Regions from separate parts of the Homo sapiens genome. Here region 1 is linked to region 2. A link is a contact called in ENCODE Hi-C or POLR2A ChIA-PET data. All regions are on one chromosome and are shown on one strand. The core of a region is the stretch at or near the end of the contact, and the rest is flanking DNA. Distances in the headings are between cores, read along the strand shown.

What was found. Hi-C counts contacts between places; a loop is a spot of excess contacts on that map. ChIA-PET counts read pairs that join two places held with the same protein, here RNA polymerase II (POLR2A). Pooled maps may share reads with other maps.
Region 1: POLR2A ChIA-PET joins it to region 2 with 28 read pairs in Panc1. The contact joins two enhancer-like sites. A Hi-C loop is called at or near these places in 1 of 168 maps with a recorded cell type or tissue (mammary epithelial cell) and 7 of 50 pooled maps. POLR2A ChIA-PET finds 5 or more read pairs at or near these places in 4 of 52 experiments (GM12878, Panc1, WTC11 and 1 more).

The regions. Positions count from the first base shown.
Region 1 is chr7:134,853,882-134,858,811 of GRCh38, reverse strand. All of the region lies in intron 2 of CALD1 (caldesmon 1), which reads right to left. Among named protein-coding and RNA genes, the nearest start is that of CALD1, 77 kb to the right of the region's middle. Within about 2 kb of position 2,437, at least 4 of the 41 ENCODE cell types and tissues checked have a DNase peak (open chromatin) inside an H3K27ac peak, as active enhancers do.
Region 2 is chr7:134,601,394-134,606,666 of GRCh38, reverse strand. No RefSeq gene overlaps it. Among named protein-coding and RNA genes, the nearest start is that of BPGM, 43 kb to the left of the region's middle. Within about 2 kb of position 3,531, at least 5 of the 41 ENCODE cell types and tissues checked have a DNase peak (open chromatin) inside an H3K27ac peak, as active enhancers do.

The DNA of each region.
Region 1 (4,930 bases), core at 1,188-3,687, 250 kb before region 2:
TGGATCACAAGGTCAGGGGATTGAGACCATCCTGGCCAACATGGTGAAACCCTGTCTCTACTAAAATTACAAAAATTAGCTGGGTGTGGTGGCGCACACCTGTAGTCCCAGCTACTCAAGGGGCTGAGGCAGGAGAATCGCTTGAACCTGGGAGGTGGAGGTTGCAGTGAGCCGAGATCATGCCACCGCACTCCAGCCTGGTGACATAACAAGACTGTCTCAAAAAAAAAAGAGATCTTTCAACTCCTAATATGAAATGATTGTACTGAGTGAAGTAATGCTATGCACTTCAGAGACATGAAGGTATGTTAGATATGGTTTCTGTCTTCAAAGACCTTACAATCTCATAGAAAAGATGTGGTAAGTTGTGGGGTGTTGTATGGGTCAGCATCTCAAAGCATGGCTGTGCTCTCATAATTCCCTCATTGGTACTCTCTCCATTTTCCTATGGAGGCTTTTTGGATGGGGGCAATCTAGCTGTGACTGGGCACTTGCAACTGAGAAAGTGAAATGCTTGGCAAATACAAAAGAAGCTGAGACACTGGCTGAAGAAAGATCACACTTCAAGTTAAGTAACAAGGCCCAAGAGTGGTTCACATGGAATGAAAGTTCAGAAGCCATGGGCCTTTCCCAGTTGTAAACATGCTGCAGAGATCACCATATTTTACATAAAAGTAGTTTAACTTGTGCATGGCCTTCTGGACTTGCTGAACTACTCAGCTAAAAAAAAAAAAAAGTCAGCAACTCATGTGCCTGCTTTTTGTGACTGGTTTGTTCAACTAACACTTCCAGTTTAGTGATACAGAGCCTTGGCCAGCTATCTTGCTAATATAAAGTAGGATAGCTTAGATGGCAGGATGCAAATCCATTTATAGTGCTGAAAACAATTCAAAGGTGTGTTCTAGAGGTGCTTTGTTAATAGCAGTATTTTTGTATGTGAAGGACAAGCTGTTACTGATCAGGGACTAATTATTCTCTAGTGAATTATTTGACTTCTATTCATCATGATCATCAAGTGTGTTTACTGTATTCTGGAACTGCAAAGCAGGTTAAAAACTACCTTCTAGAAGTTTATAATCCAAGGTGGAAAGGTTTGAAACCCAACTAAAGGATGTTATCTGCTATGTCCCTTGGATGTAACAGACATATAATTTAAGCATATATATTTACAGATAAATAATAAGTTGAAAAGTACTTAGATTGCTTCCTCTTTCTTTATATTTAGATAGTAATTTAGATAGTAATGAGTCATTTAGATAGCAGTTTCACTCATTTATTAGTTTGGGGATACCTGGACTTTTCCTCAGGTAGGGAATGGCTCACAGTTGGGGCCTGCTTAAGAATAGCACAAAACTGGCCGGGCGCGGTGGCTCACGCTTGTAATCCCAGCACTTTGGGAGGCCGAGGCGGGCGGATCACGAGGCCGGGAGATCAAGACCACGGTGAAACCCCGTCTCTACTAAAAATACAAAAAATTAGCCGGGCGTGGTGGCGGGCATCTGTAGTCCCAGCTACTCGGAGAGGCTGAGGCAGGAGAATGGCGTGAACCCGGGAGGCGGAGCTTGCAGTGAGCCGAGATCGCGCCACTGCACTCCAGCCTGGGTGACAGAGCGAGACTCTGTCTCCAAAAAAAAAAAAAAAAAAAAAAAAAAAGAATAGCGCAAAACCATAGGATCTTTGAACAACTGACTCAATAGCCTGAGTTTGTACTGATACCCATGTTGTATTTCTATTGGAGCACTTAGTCTATAGCTTGTATTTTAATTACCAAGTACATATTTGTCTTCTGTAAAAGGTTGTTATCTCTTAGAAATGATTACTGTCTTTCGTGATCCCTCAAAGTTCTTAACTGACTGTTTTTCTTATACTCCGCATTAGGCTCACACTTGTTGAGTTGGAACAGATGCCAGGGCAGTGTTTATTTGTTGAACTTAGTTGTTAAACAAATGAACTTGGCTAAGACGTTATCAAAAGGCTGTTTCTCTGGCTGAGCTCTTAGTAACCTTGGGAATGGTGGTGGTTTACTATGGAACTCTATTTTATATTCTGATTTGTAGTTGTGGTTGTTTTTCTCTAGTGGAAAAGAACTTGGTCTTAGAGAGACATTTCGATTTCAGGAAGAGGAGTATTAGGCATTTAACTGAGGGAATAGGTTTGTTCTTGGATGTTGAAAGAAAAAGAAGACAGGATGAATAAGAAAAGAAGAGAATCAGAATTCAGCTGATACACTTCAAATTTCCGCAGCCTTTGGAAACTTCTTGCTACCCCTCTATCATAATTAGAAAACACTGACATTCAGAGCCAATTAAATGTTTCCATCAGTCTAAAAAAACTGTTGCCTGATTTTGCTCTCTAACCATGCTCAGTAATTAGAAACATAAGGCACCGTTCTGGAGGTTTGCTTGGGAACCTACCCTTCCCAGGCCTCGCGTGGCTACCCATTGGCTACAGGACTTTTATCTTTTCTCACCATCTCTCTTAGGAGCCCCAGCCCAGATCACAGGAAAAGTGTGAGGTTGCCATGGGCATTCCTGGAAAAACTAGAAACTTCCGGTGCCACTTTAGACTTTAAAAAATGCAGAAGCTCACTCTGCCTGCCTGTTTCCTCGCTAAAGCACTATAGCTCTGTACTATACGTGGAAGGCAACAGTTCGAGGATTCAAACCAAAAGAGGCAAAAGGAGGATCTTTGTGACAACCAGCTTGAAATGGCATCCTTGTTCGCTTCGTAGAACAAGAAAGCTGTTCCAGCAGCTGATGTTAGAGTTCCTCACACTCTTGCTGAAAAACCTATACTTTGCAGAGTGTAGGATTAGAATACCATCTAAGAAGCAGCAGCAACAGCTTTCTACTTCTGACAATATCTACAAAGAAAATGGAAAAATACTTGTAATCAAGGACTTCAACTCGACAGTTACCTAGCTTGTCAAATTAAAACATGTGGCAACCACCGGGCTAAATATCTTGAAAGAATGATACTTTCTTGTTTTTCTCCCTGACCTAAAATCTCTTTGGAGTACATTTGCAATTCCTAATTTTTCACACTTAAACAAAAGCTGTCCACACTATGTTTAAAGATGACTAAGCAATTTTGTATTAAGTAACCAAAGATCACTCTGCCAATTTTAGAATAATTAAGTTTCTGCAGCCGAATATAAACAGTTCCAAGAACTACATGTGGCCTACCAAAAGTATATATTACAAGTAGTCAACCCTGTGGCCAGCTGGCAGACAGATCAACATGTTAAAGTAGAATTGTTCAGAATTTGGAGTATTATTTTTCTTTTCTCCCAATATCTTTTCTGCATCCAACTTTGTTTCTTTGGGAATGTTTTCAAGTATACAAAGCAAGAAACTATTGTGGGATTGCACCTCTTGTAAACGAATGAGCATTTCTCTTGAGATCCTTTGGAATGCACATATCATTCCCATTTCAATTCCATCTACACAGGAAGCCAAAGAAAAATGGAGCAAATGAATCCACCTTCGTACCCCTCAAGTGAGAGTATTCATATTGTGCTTGATCACCAGAAAGATCTGCATTGACCACTGGACAAGTGAACGTGGACATTAAGCCATAGGTCTGTTGAGCACCAAAACACCTTTCTGACCCTAGATCCTTGCACTGTGCATTAGTCTGCTCTTGCACTGCTATAAAGAACCATCTGAGACTGTGTAATTTATAAAGAAAAGACTTTAATTGGATCATGATTCTGCAGGCTGTATGAGTAACATGGCTGGGGAGGCCTCAGGAGACTTTCAATCATAGTGGAAGGCAAACAGGAAGCAGGCATGCCTGACATGGCGGGAGTAGGAGGAAGAAAGAGTGGGGGAGGTGCTGCACACTTTTAAACAGCCATAACTTGTGAGAACTCACTCAGTATCACGAGAACAGCAAGGGGGAAATCCTTCCCCATGATCCAATCACCTCCCACCAGGCCCCTCCTCCAACAATGGGGATCACAATTCGACATGAGATTTGGCAGGGACACAAATCCAAACCATATCACACTGCCTTTACCAGATAGCTTCGTGGGCCAGAATTTCTTGCTAATAAGGCTAAAGTCACAGATTTATCCCACCAGGAATGAGTTACTCATTTGAGGGGAAAAAAATCCTAAGCTATGGCCCTGTGCTATGACATTAATCCGGGCCAGCTATATGACAGATGTAGCTGACCACCTTAAATTGAGAAAATAGAGATGGTTAGTTTAGCCCATCCCGCCGTGACCTTCAGTAGCGTGTATGGCCAAATGAATGTGAGTGTGTCATTAAACAAAAGGCCCCTACATATTCAGCTGCATTATAAGTCCTGTCGTCTTCTGCATTATATTTAAATTCAGATACAATCAAGAGTGGCTGAGACTCTACAACCATCATCCCAATGAGAACTTTAATAAAAATATTCAATGCAGATCATTAAAAAGTCAGGAAACAACAGATGCTGGTGAGGATGTGGAGAAACAGGAATGCTTTTACACTGTTGGTGGGAGTGTAAGTTAGTTCAACCATTGTGGAAGACAGTGTGGCAATTCCTCAAGGATCTAGAACTAGAAATACCATTTGACCCAGCAATCCCATTACTGGGTATATACCCAAAGGATTATAAATCATTCTACTATAAAGACACATGCACACGTATGTTTATTGCAGCACTATTCACAATAGCAAAGACTTGGAACCAACCCAAATGTCCATCAATGATAGACTGGATTAAAAAAAATGTAGCACATATAAACCATGGAATACTATGCAACCATAAAAAGGATGAGTTCATGTCCTCTGCAGGGACATTGATGAAGCTGGAAACCATCATTCTCAGCAAACTAACACAAGAACAGAAAACCAAACACCGCATGTTCTCACTCATAATTGGAAGTTGAACAATGAGAACACATGGGCACAGGGAGGGGAACATCACACACTGGGAC
Region 2 (5,273 bases), core at 2,282-4,781:
TTCTTCTGTCTTCCTGGTACCTCATAATTTTTTCTGTTTACCCTCGTCGTGAACTCCAGACCCCTTGAATGCTTCTATTCAAGCCGTCTCTTGGTTTCACTTGCCCCCTTCGTAGCCTAGACACCATAGACATGCGAAGCGACTAAAGACCACTAGGTGGCAGCAGAGCCCCAACTAGACTGTCCCCCAGCTTGGGCACCAAGTCAGATTATTAATATTTATAATGAAAGCCTGAAGTTTGAAGGGGTAAGACAATAGTGGAATTAAACAAACAATAGCAAATAATACAGGGAGGTCAGTCAGCTGGGGCCAAGAAGATCTTAAGCCCCATGCAAGTGTAAACCAGAGAAATGGTGAGACCTCAGCCATTGGGGAGATGACAGGTTACTCTCAGGTTAATTGTCTATAATCATCTCCTATCTGTCTACATGGGTAGCCTTTCCCCTGCTTTGAAACATTTCCTGCTAAACAACCCTTAACGATTTTCTATTTAAAGATCAGTTAATGTCACTAGGCCTCCTGGAATCCTTTGTACTTAGGCAATTCCCAGCACTAGATAAAATCAAACTTCTTGGCCAGGCATGGTGGCTCACGCCTGTAATCCCAGCTCTCAGGGAGACAAGAGGCGGGAGGATAGCTTAAGCCCAGGAGTTCGAGACCTGCCTGGGCAATATAGCGAGACCCTGTTCTCCACAAAAAGGAAACAAGAAAAAAGACAAAAAAAAAATCAACCTTCTTATCTCTCTTTCTCTGGGCAGCCAGGTGCTTGGCAGAAAATTACAAAAGTCTGCACAGTGACTTAATTCTAAATATGTGATATGTAACCTCAGTGGTGACTTCAATGTTCAACTTTCATTCTTCATGAACTTCTTAGGGGATTCCTCATGGAAGTATTCTAAGCCTTCCCCACTCCCTGAAATCCCTTACCACATTTCAGCTTCCCCAACTGCAGCAGTTGAGCTCACATCCTCCTTTATCTGGGGGGCTGAGGTCATCCATCCTGTCCTCTCTGAAGCCCTTCTCTACTGTAGAAAGAGCATAGGAGCTACAGAGTCTTTCCGGGTAGGTGTACCCAGTCGGATGGAGAAGATAGAAATTCCACCCTCTTCAATAGAAAGTAATAAAAATGGATATCCTGTATCTCATCTCTGAATCAACTTACTCCCCCAAAAGATGTTACAAACATTACTAACTGGAGTGTTTTCTAAACCATAGGAAGGAGCCTGAGGTGACGTCTTTTACAAATTTTATCTGGAAAGGCAATGCTTTCAAACTATACTCCAGCAAAATATGCTCCCATCATTAAACTTCAACTGACTTTATCCTATCCCGGTGGCATGTGGTTTGTGTATTCAGTCCTTCATTTGATAAATACTTACTCTAGAGACAAGCCTCATAGCCACTACACATACTGCCAAATACAGAGATGATGGAAGACTTGTATGTCTGATAATGAATATTGAAAGGGAAGAATCATTCATCCAGAATTTATGAGAATCTCCCTCCACAACTATCAAAAGAGGATCTACCCACTGGGCTGCAGGCATATGGCAGTGTGCTCTGTCCTTAGGATCAATCAAGATGGTAAGTGCCTCAGGCTTAAGTTATTTATTATAATCACTCTTCTGATATGCAAATCATTTTCAAAGGTTTTCTGGCTACTGAAAAGATCATATATGACCAGCAGGCAGGTGCACATATGTTTCAGTCGGCTTGATGGATATATCTCTCTGAATAGTTATGTAAGATTCTACTATATTTATCAGTTTTTTAATGACTAGATTATTATGGATCATCCCCGATATTATTCCTGAGTGGACTAACAAAAATACATTTTTAGAAATAATTTTTTAAATGTCAAAAACTGTAGACTGGACCTTGGTCTCAAAATGACCCTACTAAGGTACTGACAGCCTAAAAGATTCAGCTGGAGCCTCCTGTCTTTCTCTTGTTATTTTTTTTTTTTAAGACGGAGTCTAGCTCTGTCGCCCAGGCTGGAGTGCAGTGGTGCGATCTCAGCTCACTGCAACCTCTGCCGCCTGGTTCAAGCAATTCTCCTGCCTCAGCCTCCTGAGTAGCTGGGATTACAGGTGCCTGCCACTGCGCCCAGCTAATTTTTGTATTTTTAGTAGACACGGAGTTTCACCATCTTGGCGAGGCTGGTCTTGAACTCCTGACCTCGTGATCCACCCGCCCCAGCCACCCAAAGTGCTTGGATTACAGGCGTGAGCCACCGTGCCCGGCCTTCTCTCTCTCTCTTAAAGCCAAGGGTATTAAACACACATCCATTTGGAACTGTATTAATTGAGGTTATGTAATTTAATTGATGTATCAATATTAGTAAACTAATAAATCAATTTTTAATAAATTGAATTTAAAAATGAATTTAATTTGTGGAATTTGAACTGTATCCATTAATTGGGGGTATTCATCAAAAACAATTGGGTGTAACATAGGAATATAAGACCTATATCAAATATTTGGAGGGCTTTCATTAGGAATAGGAAAAGACCCGTTCCGTGCCGTCACTGCATGCAGAATTGAGATCTACAAATGGAGGATAAAGGAAGATGGCATTTTAGCTGCACGTTAAGAAAGACTTGCTAAACACAAGATTTTCTCCTAAATATTCGTTGGGAAGTGAATTCCTGATCCCTAGAGGTGTTTAAACATTAGCCAGACTGTGTGTAATATTGAAGATCTAGAAGACCTCCAGTGCCTCTGGGCCCCACCAGCCTCGAGTCTATGATTCTGTAACTAGGCAACTTAACTTCAAAATGCATTTTAAACGTTTTTTTTCCTTTCTCTTGGATTTCAACATATAACCTTGAAGCAAACTGCAGAAGCCTTTTTCCTTAGCCTTAAAATGGACTCCACGTCCCTCTTTCTCACCGAATATAGTCCCTTCACATTTATCTAACTGCATGCTAGTGTCTAAAGGCACATAATTATTATGGGGCTAATTTTTAGGCAGACCAAGTCTGGAGACCCCGCTACAGAATTCCAGAGATGACTTCAAGGTGACTAGTCAACAACCCAGCCATTGTTAAGATGATGCCAGCCTGAGATCCAGGTGGCCTGGGACCCAAGACAGCCACCAGAGCAAGACACACAGGCATTGGAATCAGCACAATTCCTGCATGCCTTCCTTACCAAGTTTTCCCATTTTGAACTCTTGCTTTCCCCGCTAGATACAAAGCAGTTCCTTTGGATAGGAGGAATCCAGCAGCTTCCCCTTTACTAGTGTTGGTTAATAAAGTCACTTTCTTTCTACCAGACCTCGCTCTTGTTAATTAGACTCCGCAAGCAGCGAACATGCGTTTGGTTCCACTTCTAGACTGGCAGGCACATGCTAAACCTCCTAAATCAGCCACATCCCTTCTCCTGCAGCCTGAAGCCTACGGCTGCATGCTAGCCTTGGAGTTACCTTTTCTACCAGCCCTAGCTCACATCTTGCACAGAAAAAGGGCAGGGCTCCAGTGAGACAAAGCTGTTAGTTTTTCAGGTGGTAGAGCTTGCCGCTATGAGTGTGCTGCTTTGTACCTAGTGAATGCATAATGGGTGAAATTGCAGCTGATAATATGACGATGAAGCAAGTGTTTAAAGTCCTTGTCTGGATGCTTGGTTTCCGGCTTGTGGGTAGAACGGAACTAAGTTACAAAACATTAGGACACGCCAATTGCAGCAGGATTTTCTGCTTTAGAATATTAACTGTTTGTTTATAAATAAATCAAGTGAAGCTAAACGGACAGAAGCTGCCCCTTTAGTGTTGGAATCAGAGGAGACAAAAGGAGCCGAAAGTTGTATTTTCCCAAGATCACTTGTTCCCTCTGAGAGCTGAAGCAGAAATTAAGGAAGCAGATTCAAGAGTTCCAGTGCCTTTAGGGCTAGCTCCAAATTGTTGCCAAGAAAAAGTATAGGGTTCAGAAAAAGCCTCTTCTGACGTTAAATTATCTGAGAGGCAAGCAGAAGAGGGGGAACTTTATTTTTGGCAGATGTGGGAATATTAATACTTTAGGAAGGGTTGTAGTTTCTAACTTTACCAATTTACTAATTTTCTGATTGTGTACTTTTAAGAAAATACTTGGCATGTGGTTTCTTCTGAAGAGTATACATGGGAGATGTGGGACTTTTTTAAAATAACTTTTTTGGGACTTTTTTTTTTTTTTTTTTTTTTTTTACAATAACTAGCACCAGGAAAAGAGGTTCTTAAGAGAAAGAATGAGCTGGGGACATGTGGCTGTTTCTGATTCTCACAAGCCTGCTCTCCTCCAAGAGTCCACAGCCCTGGCCTTGGTGGGAGAGAGTGACAACGATGTATCTTGTACAAACAAAAGTCAAAATCCCAAATCTAAAGACAGGGTGAGCAAGGTGCATCTGCAAAGTCATGGTGCCGAGAACTCAGCCAGCAAACTTAACATTTGATCAGACCATATCTGGACGTGGAAATCCAAACTGCAGAGAACCAACCTGTGGAAGTCATTACAGTTTATTATAAAAAAAAAGTAGAACCTTAAATGTGTGTCTCAGGTGATGATTAGAGTTTGATAATGTTACTAAGACAATTAAAAAACCTAAGCTTGGGTGATTTTTGTTTTTACAGAAACCAAAAGGTAGACCCTGTATATTGATTAAGCGTTGAATTCCAGGAGAAACATGAATGATCAGTAAATATTCACTGCTTATGAAATGTTTTTAAAAACTGTTATAACCCCTGTTATTGCCACATAAAGGAAGGTCATTGTCTTTCTGTAACCCTGGGACCATGACAAAACTCTTGACATTTCTGTATACTTTTAAAAACATTTATCACCTTCTTAATATACTGTAGAAACAAATACTGTTTTTCTGTCCTTCTGAAATTCTGCTTTGCCATTTTGATACACTGATTGTCTGAGAACTACTCAGACAAGTTTGTTTTTGTTTCTGTTTTGAGACAGGGTCTTGCTCTGTGGCTCAGGCCGGAGTGCATGGTTATGCCTCACTGCAATCTCCACCTCCCGGGCTCAAGAGACCCTCCCACCTCAGCCCCCTGGGGTAGCCGGGATTACAGGCTGACACCACCATGCCCAGCTCATTTTTGTCTTTTTTGTAGATACAGGGTTTTGCCATGTTGCCCAGGCTGCTCTTAAACTCCTGGGCTCAAGAGATCCTCCCTCCTTGGCCTCCCAAAGTGCTAAGATTATAGGCGTGAGCCACCATGGCCAGCAAAACCAGTTTTATTACTCACATTGATTTAGTGACGTTTCTTCCCAGTTAACAATTTTTCCATT